Linked DNA regions of Homo sapiens: region 2 is linked to region 1. Evidence: read pairs that join two places in POLR2A ChIA-PET (ENCODE). Cell type or tissue: MCF 10A. All regions are shown on one strand. Links, peaks and the distances in the headings refer to the core of each region. The heading gives the core; the rest is flanking DNA. Region 1 has its middle 12 kb from the start of MIR6755. Region 2 overlaps DLG2 (discs large MAGUK scaffold protein 2).

Evidence for each region. Peaks named below come from ENCODE experiments on the same cell type or tissue, not always from the same donor. Only the 100,000 strongest peaks of a DNase experiment are listed, where the experiment ranks them.
Region 2: POLR2A ChIA-PET joins it to region 1 with 5 read pairs; 2 of 35 experiments call an interaction of 5 or more read pairs at or near these places.

Annotation. Positions count from the first base shown.
Region 1 is chr11:86,287,292-86,292,675 of GRCh38, reverse strand. It overlaps a transcript of EED not described here. Among named protein-coding and RNA genes, the nearest start is that of MIR6755, 12 kb to the right of the region's middle. RefSeq lists a silencer at 515-809. In MCF 10A, for the core only: a CTCF peak has its summit at 699 (motif pointing right); DNase peaks (open chromatin) are centred at 665 and 2,955.
Region 2 is chr11:85,613,889-85,619,272 of GRCh38, reverse strand. All of the region lies in intron 2 of DLG2 (discs large MAGUK scaffold protein 2), which reads left to right. Among named protein-coding and RNA genes, the nearest start is that of DLG2, 11 kb to the left of the region's middle. In MCF 10A, for the core only: no CTCF peak of the experiment used is centred there; no DNase peak of the experiment used is centred there.

The DNA of each region.
Region 1 (5,384 bases), core at 203-5,202:
CCCAGGAGGCGGAGGCCCTGACCTGGGGCCAGGAGACAGAGGTTGCAGTGAGCTGAAATCACATCACTGTACTCCAGCCTGGGAGACAGAGTGAGACATCTCAAAAAAAAGAAAAAATAATAATAATAAAGGAACAACCTGAGGAAAATGCCAGTACAATCAGAAAGGCAGAGAATGAGATGAAAATAACTTGTCTTTATTGATGTCTTGTGCTGTTGAATCAACTAGCCCTAAAGCCTATCCTACCTTTGTACTTACAGTTATGTGAGATAATATATTCCTTATTGCTTAAGCCAGTTTTAGTTAGCTTTGTTGTTACTTACAACTGATGTTATAATTAACACAACATCCACTAGAATATAAGCTCCAAGAGGGCAAGGAATGTGTCTATTTTGTTTACTACTCTGTCTCCAGTGTGTAGTCCAGCACCTATCCCCTAGCAAACATGTAATAGTTATTTACTGAGTGACTATAAGCATATTATATCAATCATCATTTGTTAAGTACGACTGCAACTGACACTTGACTAGACAGCATAAAGATCTAATTAGGGAGCCTGACTACTCTTGACTGTGAGTCAGTTCTTCAAGAGAACTTTACCTTTGCTTTCCACAATCTGGCATACAGTCAACCTCTACACATTTGGTGACTAAATTGACCAATGTCACAGAATTTTGCCAACTCTCCAGCAGGGGGTGCCCATAACCAGGTATTCTGGGCTCTGGGAAGTTTTTGGTTTTTTTTGTTTTTTTTTTGTTTTTTTTTTTTTTGCTCCTCAGCCCCTCCTTTGCTGCATTGCCCTTCATCTTCCCCCGAACCCCTCTTGGAGCCAAGGAACACAGCAATGCAAGAAAGCTCAGAAGGGACTTTTCAATTTTCGGAAACTCAGTGTCTGTCCTATCCCAGCTTCCAGCACCTGTTAGAGAGGGCTGAGAATATGCTTCTATGATCAGAGGATGCTCTCTTAGGTCAGGGTTAAGCAAACATTATCTGTAAAAGGTCAGATAGCAAACATTCTAGGGCCATAAGGTCTTTGTCCTGTCATGCCCTTGTAACACAAGAACTGCTGAGCCAAGCATCCCTGCAGCCTTTGTACTTCTGGCTATGCAAGATCTTGTATTCCTTTATTACTTAAGCCAATTTTAGTTTGTTTTATTGTTACTTACACCTGAAGATATAATTAACACAACTGTCCACAGCTAGACCATATAAGCTTCAAGAGGGCAGGTAACTTAATAAGTAAGTAAATAAAAGCATAAGCAAAAGAATGGGTGTGGGTGTAACTGTGTTTCAAAACAAAAATTATTGACAAAAACAGACAGCTGGCCAGGTTCGGCTAACCACTGCTTTAGGTGAACAAGGCATTGCCTAGGTCATTGGTTTTCAAACTTGAGGGTGCATCAGAATCACTTGTAGGGCCTATTGAAACACTGATGGCTGGGACTCACTTGAGTTTCTAATTCATTAAGTCTGGGCTAGGGCTGGAGAATTTCAATTTCTAATAGTCTTGCCAAATAAAATATAGAATTCCCATATATCAGATTCTTGAATTTCAGATAAACGATGAATAATTTTTAGTATATGTATGTCTCAAAGATTTCATTATTCATCGTTTATCTGAAATTCAAATTTAATCTGGCATCCCTAAATCCCTAAATCTGGTAGTCTTAGACAAGTTTTCAGGTGATGTTCATGCTGCTGGTTCAGGAGCCACAATTTGAGAAACAATGGCAATATAGTCTCATACATAAAGTTGCCTTGCTAATTCAGAAGTCTTGAGTTGGAGTGAAGTAAATACCCATCAGTCTAATACAGGATTTCTGCACGCTCAGTCTGTATATGTGAACAGGTACCTACTTGGTTCACAAGTTTTAGGTTTGCCTAGATACTTTATGCATTCGTTTTCAACAATTACGTATTTGTTGTACACTTACTATGAATCAGACAGAATTTACTTCAAATTTCAACCCTGTACATAAGATACTAGGCAAGTTTTTTAACAACTCTATTCCTCAGATTCCTCATCTGTAAAATTGAGATGACAATTTCTCCTTCATGGGGTTGTTGAATGGAAATGAAATAACATATATAAAGAATTTACCACAGTGCATGGTAAAGAATAAGCTGGTCAGTACTCAACTAATAGTGTAGCTACTACTATTGAAAATACAGGCCAGCCACGGTAGCTCATGCCTATAATCCCAGCACTCTGGGAGGCTGAGGTGGGTGGATCACCTGAGGTCAGGAGTTCGAGACCAGCCTGGCCAACAAGGTGAAACCCTGTCTCTACTAAAAACAAAAATTAGCTGAGCATGGTGGCAGGCGCCTGTAATCCCAGCTGTTTGGGAGGCGGAGGCAGGAGAATCGCTTGAACCTGGGAGGCAGAGGTTTCAGTGAACCAAGATCGTACCATTGCACTCCAGCCTGGGCAACAGAGTGAGACTCCATCTCAAAAAAAAAAAAAAAGAAAAGAAAAGAAAGAAAATACAGTAATTCTCCAAGTGTGAACCCTGGAAAGTGTGGACCCTGGGCCAGCAGCATCAACAGACCTAGGAACTTACTAAAAATGCAAATTGTCTGGCCCCACGCCAAACCTACTGCACCAGAAATTCTAGGATGTTGCACAGCAATCTGATTTATCAAGCCCTCCAGATGATCCCAATGCATGCTAACATTTGAAAAACACTGCTGAAGAAAACATAAGAGGCTGTGTGTGTATTGGGGCTAAGAATACTGGGGCAAATGGGGCACAAATCTTCCCCTTCTTTTCCCAGGACAGTTTTACATAAGGGACTAGACCTAGTGGTGTTCCAGCATGCCTTCACCTCCCCTATACTCTCTTCTATATAGCCTGAAAATCATCAGAAATTCACTTAAGCAAAGATTGTTTAGCTGATTTTTTCATTCATTTGACATTTCTTTGAATGTCTATTATGAGTCATATAGTGTGTTAAGCAACGGGCATTCAAAAAATAAGGAAAGGGCCAGGCGCGGTGGCTCATGCATGTAATCCAAGCACTTTGGGAGGCCAAGGCGGGTGGATCACCTGAGATCAGGAGTTCGAGACCAGCCTGACCAATATGGTGAAACCCCGACTCTATTAAAAATACAAAAATTAGCTGGGCGTGGTGGTGTGCACCTGTAGTCCCAGCTACTTGGGAGGCTGAAACAGGAGAACTTCTTGAACCCAGGAGGCAGAGGTTTCAGTGAATGGAGATCGTACCACTGCACTCCAGCCTGGGCGACAGAGTGATACTCTGTCTCAAAAAAAAAAAAAAAGGACGGGGAGGGGGGAAAGGCTCCTGTTTGAAGAGCTCTTAGTCTGGCACTGATTTTAGAGCATAGGAAACCACAAGATGTGTGCATTTCAATGAGATGCTAAAATGAGCAGGTCATTAAAGGAGGTAGAAGAGAGGCAGTAACTCAGAAAGGCAGAGCCCTTTCCAGAGGACATTTGTTTTACAAATATTAACTGAGCCCAACATCATGCATGTAGAAAGCAGCCTGACTACCTGGAAAGCCTCTACTACCAGGAAGGCAGCCTAGCAGGCTGCCTGTTCTAAACCTGGCAAGGCCACCAGAAAGAGGCATCAGACAGTGAGGGGCCCTATCAAATCCTAGTCTGTTCACAGCTGGCGTCTTGGATGTACTGGCCTTGATTATGGCCCAGAAGACTAGAAAGCACAGCCACAGACGAGAAGAGTCCTGGCAGAAAGCTGAGTCAGGCCCCAGTCTGGGACAGGAACTGCTAAATCCTAGACACAGAAGCAATTCAATAGGCGGCAGAGCTAGTGACAATTCTCTACCACTCCCACCCGTAACCTTGGACATGGGTTTGAAAGACACCAGTTAGTAACAGTGAGAAAATTTCAAGTTGACTGTGGAAAGTTGGGCTGGGCTGGGCTGAAATCAACTTTATATAATTATATCTACTTTGGGCTGTTTTGTGTTGTGCCCAGCCAATATAAAATTGCAGTTTAGCAAAACTTTTGAGAGTTTATTATTAAAATACTCCCTAAATGATTATGGTACATTCACTCTTTTCACATGTGGGAACCACTGCATAATAAAGGTCTATATAGGGCCATCACTAATACAGTGCTTTGCACACCTGGCCAATTAAATACATGAATAAATGATTCTCTCCTGTCTACTAGGAGCTAACATTTTAGAGCAAAGGCAAAAAAGTATTTTGAAGGGTCCTTCACAGAGAGTTTTGACTTCCCAAGGGTCACAAACTCTGTATTTCAGCCAGATTTACTCAGGGATTAAGGGGAATAATGCAGAACTCTTACATAAGTTATTCATTTTATTATTTTTCATTAGAGTCAGGGTCTCGCTCTGTCACCAGAGCTGGAGTGCAGTGGCGGGATCATGGCTCAAGGCTCAAGCGATCCTCCTGCCTCAGCCTTCCAAGCAGCTAAGACTACAGGCATGTGCCACCACACCTGGCTAGTTGTTTTTTGTAGAGATGGAATCTCGCTATGTTGCCAGGGCTGGTCTCAAACTCTTGGGCTCAAGTGATCTTCCTGCATCAGCCTTCTAAAGTGCTGGGATTACAGGCCTGAGCCACCATCCCCTGCAGGTTGCTATTCAGAACTGGGATTATTAAGACAATTTGCAACCAGATTCAGTAAGATAAGCCAAGCCTTTCTTATATGAAATATTAACAGTTTAAAAAGTGATTTTGCATGGCTGAGCGCGGTGGCTCATGCCTGTAATCCCAGCACTTTGGGAGGTCAAGGTCGGGAGTTCGAGACCAGCCTGACCCATATGTAGAAACCTCATCTCTACTAAAAATACAAAATTCAGGCATGGAGACGCATGCCTGTAATCCCAGCTACTCAGGACGCTGAGGCAGGAGCATCGCTTGAACCCAGGAGGCACAGGTTGCCATGAGCTGAGATTGCGCCATTGCACTCCAGCCTGGGCAACAAGAGCAAAACTCTGTCTCAAAAACAATAAATAAATAAAAAATAGTGATTTTGCAATGAAGAAAAATAATGGCCCATATAGCACAGGGTGTCAGTTCAGTGCCATACACTTCTTATGATCAATGATTTTCTGGCAACCCAGTTTATTGGTTTCGGAATTAAACACACACACTTCCCTCACTCATTATGCAGAAATGTAAGAGAAATCACCCAACAATTTTTTATTCCACATCAGCCTGGGGTACCCAAGCAAGAAAGGCAAAATGAATCTGCTTTCATTCACATGAAGTCTTGCTCTACATCAGAAAATAACCATGAAATACCAAGAATCTTTGTAGAAATCCACCAGCTCAATTCCAAAGTGATAGTCATTTTCTATAAATCACAACAGGGGAAACCCAGAGGTAACCACTGAAAGCAGGGGAAGTTACAGACTGTGGTCTCTGGTTA
Region 2 (5,384 bases), core at 290-5,289, 670 kb after region 1:
CCAGGAGTTTGAGACTGCAGTGAGCTGTGATTGTGCCACTGAACTCCAGCCTGGGTATCCCATATCTTTTTTATTTTAAAAGAAATTCCCCGTAGGGACAATTTTGACCTTGGATAAGCTATAGACTCTTGATATTGTAAAATATTAATTAATCCAGGAGGCATAAATAGAATGAATTCCAGAATGAGAAATAGAAGAATACTTTTTGTGTTTAACTACTGATTAGGAGTTTGCTATGAAGCAACTTAGTGAGGAAGACGTAGAGATAAAATGATCTGTTAATTGATTTTATTTTACATATCTATTGGGAGAGTACAAAGCATATGCTAATGACTTGATACTAGAAAATGTGTGAACTTCTGGGTTTTTGGAAATCTGCTCAAGTGTTTTTATTTATGATAGAATATTTGATTTCTCCCTTAGGCCTATTATTGTTTACTTTTGTGGGTAGAAGAATCTAGTCAGTGAGGTATGCACAAAACATTGGATTTTACTTATTTATTTTTAAAAAACTTCAACTTTTTCTTAGATTCAGTGAGTACATGTGCTGATTTGTTACATGAGTATATTGTGTGATGCTGAGGTTTTGGATATGAATGATTCTGTCACCTAGGTATTGAGCATAGTACTCAATAGGTGGTTTTTTAGCCCTTGCCCCACTAGTCCCTTGCGTAGTGTCTATTGTTCCTGTCTTTATGTCCATGTATACCCAATTCTTAGTTCCCACTTGTAAGAACATGCGGTATTTTGTTTTCTGTTTCTGTGTTAATTTGCCTGGGATAAACATTGGGTTTTTAAAATGTTGGATTAAGGCATTCTGTTCATTCATGCCTTTGTCAATAAGTAAATTTCTCACTGTTCTGTAAAATACATTTACTGAACTATACGAATACTATACTTTCTTAAATATATATTCTCCTTATATGCTTATTTCTTAATACTATGTTACCATGTCAGTGATTACAAAATATTTTTTAGTATAAGGGAGAGATTTTTTTTTTGATTGGGATAAGGGAATGTGTTCTCCAGCTACAATTCTTGCCCAGGAATTTATGGCAGTCAAGACACAAGTATTTCTATATCCTCAATGTAGGTTGCTTTGTCAGCAAAGGATCATGAGTTTTATCCAGTCTCTTCTGTCCAGTTAGTCATTCTGAATTCCAACTAATAAGCTTTCCGCATGGGTTCAATTTTTAGTAAGTTTTCAAAGCTATTTCAAGAATTATGGCCAAATCACCTTCATTATGAAACGATTCTCCTGACCTCCTTTATTTTAGGATTTAAGATCAAGAGGAATGGTATAGTATAATAAAGTAGAAAATCCTGTGAAAATGAATTATTAAATTTAAACTTTCAAAGATTATGGGTAAGATTTTTGTAACCCATTTCTTCTGGTAACACCATTTTGCTAGCCACTGAGGCCCTAATTTAGGATACAATTTTGAAGCTTCTATCAGGGGCTTATCATTTTGAAGGACTGTGACATCTTTATCATTAAAAGCATGGTAATACTTGGAATAAACCTATTAAGTTCTGTTCTATTTAAACATCTCTCATAGGTAATAAACAAGCTAAAATTCTTTTAAAAGGTAAACTGGTGTATATATGGTGTAAACTGGTGTATATATTTAAGGCAATGACTCTACTTTCATTTATTTATTCAATCATTTATCCATTCAACAAAGGTGTATTATGAGTGCCTGCTATGTGCCAGGCATAGTGCCAGATGCATGTTTGAAGTAGCAAATGATATTCAATCTCTGCCTGTATGAATCTTAAAATATATTAGGAAGACAGATGCAAAAACAGGCAATTTCAATGCTGTGTGGTGAGGTTAACGCTCTTTGTCAAGAAAACAGACAAGGAACACTCAATCCCACTAGGGAAGATGTAATATTTAAGATGAGATACAGAAGATGAATAGAAGTTTACCAGACAATGTGGGAAATGGCAAGAGGCTGTTTCAGATCATTATTTATTTTTCTTGTTTTTTGGCCTTGAACTATATAATCACATCCTGTGTTATCATCATCATCGATAGCAGTGACATGGTGGAAAAAACCTAGAACAGTAGTCAGAAGATTTGGCTACTAAAAGAAGGGACAGGATCAGGTAATCCGTGAGCTGGACTTGGTCTGTAAATTTAGGTATGTTAGAAGTATCCATTTATTTTCTGTAATTCACCTTTACTCTTAGTAACTGAGTAACAGACAAAATAACTTATCCTTTTTGAAGTTTTCCCCACTTCCCTGGGGTTAAGGTGGGGTTCTGCCTGGAATGGGAGTGTCTTCTGGTTGTTGATCATCTATATAAAACAGCTTACTTCTGACATATGAGTTGTTGTGTCTAGATAGCTCTTTCTCGTCTGGTTTGACAGATATTTGATATGTCCGAGTCATGGACTTTTACCTTTTTCTAGAATGTCTGTGTTTCTGTTTGCCTAGATGCGTTACAATGCCATTCCTCTTGGGTCTTGCTGCCTTCCAAGCAATGTTGCCAATAACAAGAGCCTAGATCCCTGATCCCTTGAGATCCAAAGACTTTTTTATGTTTTCTTCAGCTGGGAAAATTTTTTTCTACGCTGTGAAGGGGCTAGGAGAAGTCCCTTTCTCTGCCTGTACCCGAGAATCTCTTTTTCATCTCTGACAAACTCTTATTTTATTCTGAGGGCTTAGGTTTTTAGAAAGCAAAACTGGAATTACTGAAAAATTCCTTCTGGGTTTTGTCCTGGCATATAGCGCCCCTGAGGCAATAAAGTAGGGAACCAGTTGTCGCTGGAATGAGAAAAAAGGAAATGGGAAAATTTAGGTAGAAAAAAGTTTTAATATCTCAAAGTACCAATCTCCCATGTGTAAAATACAGGTTACTTGCCTTCTTATGATGATGCCACCAAGATCCTGTGAAAATCATGTAATCCTTCTGAACTTGTTTCCTTTTAAAAAAGGGATTTAATGCTTTTTTCCCCCTTACTATATACTGTTTCTTTTTCCCATCAAATATGATAATGTTCATGAACTTCACTTTTACAAAGCTAGTTAGTGATGGAATTAGGACCAGAAGCTTGTCTGATGCTTTCCTTTTTACTGTATGAGTGTGGTAGTCTTTGAACAAGTGAATGGCATCATAGTGCAGTAGAGGAGAGCCCAGGATTGGAATCTAGCTTTTACCATCAGTTGACTACATTAAGCAAATCAACAGATAGAGCTTCAAATTTTTCCTGTTAAAACTTAAGTATAGTACTAATACCTCTTAGGATTATTGTGAGGATCAAATCAAGAGACCTAGACCATATAAAAATTATTTTGTAGATAAGAAACTGCTGTACAAAAGCTTATCATCTGAATGCATTTTTTTTTAGGGGGGTGGGTGGGTTCAAGGAGGAGAAATGTCAGAGTCCCCTTCCATCAGTGGTTTGGGTTCAGCTTCGTGGTCAGCTTCTGGAACAAGCCTGTCCAGATATGGCAATGATGCATTTGATCACAGATAGGAGATGCCATGCGTGTTTTTAAAAAAAACAGGTTATAACATTTCTTATTAAGATTATTTCTCCTCCAAAGATGCTAAAGTAATTTGTAAATCATCTAATATATACAAAATGATTGCAGTCTTCAGGTCTGCTTTAAGTCTTGCCATACATATTCTTCACTATTTAAATTCCAAATTTTATTTATTTATTTATTTTTCTAGATAAATAAATCTGGAATGATGCAAAAATCAGTATTTAGCTGAAGATGCAATTTTTAATCTTTTTTTTTTGAGATGGAATCTTGCTCTGTTGCCCAGGCTGGAGTGCAGTGGCATGATCTCAGCTCACTGCAACCTCTGCTTTCTGGGTTCAAGCGATTCTCCTGCCTCAGCCTCCTGAGTAGCTGGGATTACAGGCACCCACCACATGCCCAGCTAATTTTTGTATTTTTAGTAGAGATGGGGTTTCGCCATGTTGCCCAGGCTGGTCTTGAACTCCTGAGCTCAAAGTGATCCGTCTGCCTCGGCCTCCCAAAATGCTGGGATTACAAGCATGAGCCACATGCCTGGCCAATTCGTTGTTTTCTTACTTTCTGTTTACTGCTGCGTAGCCTTGCACATTTTCTATCATTCCCCTTTAACAAGTTTATAGAAAATTTGAAAGCATGGCTTGTCTGAAAGGAGAGATATAAATTTACCGTTTTATACTATTAATAATATCTTCTTGTTTCAACAGGGAAAATAACCAGATCAACAGGTGTTAGTTGAAGTATATTCAAACAATTCTTTTTTAGGGAGGGTAAAGTATAATTGCAAAGAATAATTATAGAAGAAAGAAGCATTGTGATCCTTTCCTAGTAAATCAAGTTTCAATATGGCATAATGCTTTGTATGGGCTTTGGTGGCAGATAGATCAGCATTTGCATTGTGGTTCCAGCACTTACTGTTATGTAGCCTTGGGCAAATGTACTCTATTTCCCTCAGTCTAAAATTTCCCCATTTGTGAAAATGTATATAGTAGTAGTTCTTAGGATTCTTTTGAAGATTAAATAAGGTGATCAGTGCAGAATGCCTAGCATTGTTCCACAAATGCTAGCTAATATTATTAGTAATAAAATGACACCTTTGTGGTATCACCTTGAACTGTACGTTTGTTTTATTTATTTGGAGATGGAGTTGCACTCTCGTTGCCCAGGCTGGAGTGCAATGGCGCCATTTTGGCTTACTGCAACCTCTGCCTCCCAAGTTCAAGCTGTTCTTCTGCCTCAGCCTCCTGAGTAGCTGGGATTACAGGCATGGGCCTCCATGCTCAGCTAATTTTGTATTTTTAGTAAAAACGGGGTTTCTCCATGTTGGTCAGGCTGGTCTTGAACTCCTGACCTCAGGTATCCACCTGCCTCAGCCTCCTCAAGTGCTGGGATTACAGGTGTCAGCCACCATGCCCGGCCGAACTATACATTTTAATGTTAATTTTTAAAAAAAAAAAAAAACCTGGTTCAAGACTAACTTTTCTGTTGCTATTCATTACTTTATTACTTTCTCATGAGTGTCCTTGATTTGTAAAAAAGCAATAACATCAACAATAAGAATTAAGCATATGTGAATACTTCTTAGTAAAATACTTTTGTGTCTGGAATGAGTGGATTCTGTCTTGTTGACTTCAGGAATGAAGCCACTGATACTCGTGGTGAGTGTTACAGTTCTTAAAGATGGTGTGTCCAGAGTTTGTTCCTTCTGATGTTTGGATGTGTCCAGAGTTTCTTCCTTCTGGTGGGTTCATGGTCTCGCTGACTTCAGGAGTGAAGCTGCAGACCTTCGCGGTGCATGTTACAGCTCTTAAAGGTGGCATGTCCAGAGTTGTTCATTCCTCCTGGTGGGTTTGTGGTCTTGCTGACTTCAGGAGTGAAGCTGCAGACCTT